Regions from separate parts of the Homo sapiens genome. Here region 1 is linked to region 2. Evidence: read pairs that join two places in POLR2A ChIA-PET (ENCODE). Cell type or tissue: CD4-positive, alpha-beta T cell. All regions are shown on one strand. Region 1 overlaps IFNAR2-IL10RB (IFNAR2-IL10RB readthrough). Region 2 has its middle 18 kb from the start of IFNGR2.

Region 1 (2,500 bases), 130 kb after region 2:
TTACACTTGAGAAAGTGCCTTCATAAACATTAACCCTTTTGACTTTCAAAACAGTCTGCAAAATAGGCATTACCTCCATTCAACGGATGAGAAAACTGTAGCTCAGTGTGGCTAAGTAACTTCTCCAAGGTCACAGAGCTTGTCTGTGACAAAACTGACTGATGTCTAGTTTCTCATCTTCTCCCTTTATCAATAGACAGATATAGATAGATAGATAGATAGATAGATAGATAGATAGATGGATGGGGTCTCACTCTGTTGCCCAGGCTGGAGTGCAGTGGCATGATCTTGGCTCACTGCAACCTCCACCTCCTGGGTTCAAGAGATTCTCTTGCCTCAGTCTCCTGAGTAGCTGGGATTACAGATGCCCGCCACCATGCCTGGCTAATTTTTGTATTTTTAGTAGAGATGGGGTTTCACCATGTTGGCCACGCTGGTCTTGAACTCCTGACCGCAAGCGATCTGCCTGCCTTGGCCTTCCAAAGTGCTGGGATTACAGGCGTAAGCCACTGTGCCCAGCCATCTCCCTTTAAACACCTTGCCTCTTCTTTCCTGTAGTTGCATTTCACTTCAGAATTTAAAAGATGATATGAAGGCTCTTTCATGAATAATAACTTTTGTATCATGTTTTACAGTTTTTAAAATACATTCTTACTAGCAGTTTAATAAATGAGGATTCCTAGCAGCTCAAATACAGCCTTCAGTAATGATGTTTTTCTGTAAATTTCTGTTTGGGAGGAGGAGTTAGTAAACAAACAAACTTACGACCCAACAAACTAAAAGCTTCCCCTCCAGTGGCCAGCACACAATCTCCTTCCCTGTTTGGAAAAATTCCTTGGAAGAATGAGCTCTCTTCACTGTCTCCAATTTTTCTCCTCCCACTCTTTCTTGAATCTACTCCAACCAGCTCTTTGCCCCTAACTCTATTAAAACTACTTTTATCAAGGACACAATGTTGCTAAATCCAATAGTCAGTCCTCTTCAATTGTCCCATTTACAGCACTGGACTCAGTAGACCACTTTCACCTTCTGGAAAGTTCTTCTCTCAGCTACCGGGACATCACTCTCACCTGCTTCTCTCCCTACCATGCTGGTTGCTCTTTCTCAGTCGATTTTGCTGTTTCTTCCTCATTTGCCAGATCTCCAAATTTTGGAATGTTCCTGGGCTCTGTCACTGGATGTCTTGTTTTCTCTCTGAGTGTCTATTCCCAGGTGACCTCATCTGGTCTTAGGGCATTCAACATGCACCAAGAAGCCAGTGACTCCCAGGCTCTCTCTCTAGCTGCGGGTTCTCTCCTGGACAACAGACTGGCACATCCAGCTCCTTCCCCACGTCTCCTCCTAGATTCCTTACGGACACCTGGAATTTAACATGTCCCAAACCCTCTAACCCTATCTAACCCTCACCTGCTTCATTCATCATCTTCCATAGTTAATGGGGAAGTTAGTCTTGCTCCACATGCAAAATATATGCAGAATTATGAGCTGGGCATGGTGGCTCATGCTTGTAATCCCAACACTTTGGGAGGCTGAGGTGGGTGGATCGCCTGAGGTCAGGAGTTCAACACCAGCCTGGCCAACACAGTGAAACCCTGTCTCTACTAAAAATACAAAAAATTATCTGGGTGTGCTGGCGGGTGCCTGTAATCCCAGCTACTAGGGAGGCTGAGGCAGGAGAATGGCTTGAACCCGGGAGGCGGAGGTTGCAGTGAGCCAAGATCATGCCATTTCAGTCCAGCCTGGGCAACAAGAGCAAAACTCCATCTCAAAAACAAACAAACAAAACCCAAAATATATGCAGAATTTGATGGCCTCTCACTACTCATTACCCCTCTACTATCAAGGTCCAAGCCACCACCATCTGTTGCTTAGATTATACTAGTAGCTTATTTTTTTTTCTGGATTTAAAGGCTAATTTTCCTTATGAAGAAGATGCCTATTAACTACAGTTTTTCCTCTTATAGAGTAGTCAATATCCTAATAAGCAACAGTCTCTTATTTTAGGAATCATAATCTAAAACATAGAGTTAGTTGCTTATGGGGTGAACACAAACGAGACATGATTGAAACAGATTTAATGACACTCCACATAGTCCTTAGGCCACATAAACTTATTTTTCACCCATTTTTGCTCCTTTTCCTAGAGTACTGATTATAATCCATGTCGATATTAAAAGAAAAATGATAATAATCATATAATTTGTTACTGCCTCTTAAGTGACTGCCACCCTGGATTGTGTCTTAGTTGGTCTCCTAACTCCCATCTTTGCCCCTGTGGTCTATTTTTAACAGCCCAGCCAGGATGCTCTGTTAAGCCTTGGGTTCCACAGGCTTCCATCACACTCAGAAGACCCAGACCCACAAACTCCTACCAGGTCCAGCCACATTTACCCTCTGACCTCACCTCCTCTTCATCTCCTGCCTGGTCACTCCAGTTCAGCCACCTCTCCTCGCTGTTGCTGAAATACACCGGGCCCACTCCAGCCTCAGAGCCTTTGAA
Region 2 (2,500 bases):
CAGCTGTACTTGAGATGTTATTTCGGGAAACGCTCTCAACCCACTTGTAAAGAAGAGAGCAGTATCCCCTTCTCACCTGGGAGGAAAACTGAAGCTCAGAGGCCTTCTGTTAGAGGCCAAATTGGAAACAACAGAACCCACCCTAGCTAGTTTAAGCAGAAAACAAATTAATGGAAGGTCACTGGTAGCAGAATCCTTGGAAGATCCAGGAAGCCGGTTTGGAGGCCCCAAGGCCAGGAAAGGTGCTCAGTTCTCCTTCAGGGGCCGCTAGTGAGCACATTCTTTCCCCACAACCTCACTGGTACCAAGGATATTAAACGGGGTAATATTTGTCCATGAAACTGCCCCCCACCCCCAGGATATCTCATTGTTGTTTGATTTGGATTTTTTGACCGTGGATGAGGTTGGCCATCCATTGTTGTTTGAGACAGAGTTTCACGCTGGAGCGCAATGGTGCAATCTCGGCTCACCGCAACCTCCGCCTCCCAGGTTCAAGCAATTCTCCTGCCTCAGCCTTCTGAGTAGCTGGGATTACGGGCATGCACCACCACGCCCGGCTAATTTTGTATTTTTTTTTTTTTAGTAGAGATGGGGTTTCTCCATGTTGAGGCTGGTCTCGAACTGCTGACCTCAGGTGATCTGCCTGCCTCGGCCTCCCAAAGTGCTGGGATTATAGGCGTGAGCCACTGTGCCCGGCTGGCCACCCATTGTTTAACAACACTTGAATCTCTTTTTCTATTATCACATCTTTTCTCCCCCACTCCATTTTTTTTTGTCTTGTTCTGTTGCCCAGTTTGGGGTGCAGCAGCATGATCATAGCTCACTGCAACCTCAACTTCCTAGGGTCAAGCCATCCTCCCACCTCAGGCTCCCAAGTAGCTGAGACTACAGGTAGGGGTCACCATGCCCAGCTAATTAAAAATATATATAGAGAGAGACGAGGGTCTCACTAAGTTACCCTGGCCGGTCTTAAACTCCTGGGCTCAAGCCATCCTCCCGCCTCAGCCTCCCAAATGCTGGAATTACAGGCATGAGCTACCAGTCTGGCTGTTGCCCTTTTTTGAGTGGGTTATTGTCTCTTCTAAAAATTGATTCGTGTATACGTGCTCCCTCCCTGGGCACTTAATGCTGGTGACCAGTCCCTACTCCAGGCACTCCACAGGGCAGGACTCACCTTCCAGAAAGCAGTTCCACTAACCTGGGGAGAGCCCAGATGGCAAAGGAAGGCGTGATTGCAGCCTGGGATGGCTGGAAGCACTCTTAGCTAAACCGGGCTTGGACTGCCTGACGCCATCTTCAGAGAGGCTTGGGAAGCTGGGCTCAGCCACGAGGCTGGCTTGGAACTAACGGGAAAAGGGTGGACAGATGAGATTTATCTTCTCAATCATGCCGTTTGGCTAACCTACACTCAATCCAGTCTAGGCAGCTTCGCGATCGGCTTGTAACTTGTATCTAACCCATTTAGTGAGAATAACCAGCTGGTTCACGTAATGCTTGCTGCTATGCGGTTTATGTGAGAAGACACTTTTACCAGTGGTTAAAGTCCTTCGAATTCTTCACTCTTGACAGAGAAGACAAAGGACCTGTGGTTATTATGTTATAACCACACAGTATCAAAGGTTACTTAGCTAAGTGTGAAAGTAACAGTAAGCGCCGCGAACATCAAGGAAACTCAGGAAACTCTTCCTCGAAGCCTTTTGATGACATTCAGCGCTGCATAAAAATCACAGATTCCTCTCAGCTCATATGCACAGGATGCCCAGAAATAAGACTCTGTGGAATGGATTTTCTTGGTACATTCTAAGGTTCATAGAAGAATAATTAGAAGTTCTCGATCAGTTATTTAAAGGGAAGAGAGCCTTTTACTGAGGTCCAGGGTGGTCTAGGTGCACCCTGTTTCTTTCTGGAAACAAATACATAGAAACAGCTCAACTGACTTCTCATTAATAACTGTTTATAGAGAATTGATGAGGCAGCCGGGCACGGTGGCTCACACTTGAAATCCCAGCACTTTGGGAGGCCAAAGTGGGAGGATCACTTGAGATCAGGGGTTTGAGATCAGGCTGGACAATATGGTGAAACCCTGTCTCTACTAAAAATACAAAAATTAGCCAGGTGTGGTGGCGCATGCTTGTAGTCACAACTACTTGAGAGGCTGAGGCAGGAGAATCACTTGAACCCAGGAGGCGGAGGTTGCAGTGAGCCAAGATTGCACCATTGCACTCCAGCCTGGGTGACAAGAGTGAAACTAGGTCTCAAAAACAAACAAACAAACCAACCAACAAACAAAAAACCCAAAAAACAAAACTAGGATGATAGGCTGGGCGTGATGGCTCAAGCCTGTAATCCCAGCACTTTGAGAAGCCGAGGAAGGAGGATTGCTTGAGGCCAGGAGTTTGAGACCAGTCTGGGCAATGTAGTAAGACCTCCCTCTCTAAAAAAAAAAAAAAAAAAAAAAAAAAAAAAAAAAAAAAAATTTAGCCATGCATGGTGGTGCACA

The links. ChIA-PET counts read pairs that join two places held together with the same protein. Peaks named below come from ENCODE experiments on the same cell type or tissue, not always from the same donor. Only the 100,000 strongest peaks of a DNase experiment are listed, where the experiment ranks them.
Region 1: POLR2A ChIA-PET joins it to region 2 with 5 read pairs; 4 of 35 experiments call an interaction of 5 or more read pairs at or near these places.

What each region holds. Positions count from the first base shown.
Region 1 is chr21:33,249,822-33,252,321 of GRCh38, reverse strand. The region is part of intron 6 of IFNAR2-IL10RB (IFNAR2-IL10RB readthrough); the gene reads right to left. All of the region lies in intron 6 of IFNAR2 (interferon alpha and beta receptor subunit 2), which reads right to left. Among named protein-coding and RNA genes, the nearest start is that of IL10RB-DT, 15 kb to the left of the region's middle. In CD4-positive, alpha-beta T cell, no CTCF peak of the experiment used is centred here; no DNase peak of the experiment used is centred here; H3K27ac peaks cover 208 bases.
Region 2 is chr21:33,384,059-33,386,558 of GRCh38, reverse strand. No RefSeq gene overlaps it. Among named protein-coding and RNA genes, the nearest start is that of IFNGR2, 18 kb to the left of the region's middle. RefSeq lists a silencer at 311-516. In CD4-positive, alpha-beta T cell, no CTCF peak of the experiment used is centred here; a DNase peak (open chromatin) is centred at 1,558; H3K4me3 peaks cover 894 bases; H3K27ac peaks cover 806 bases.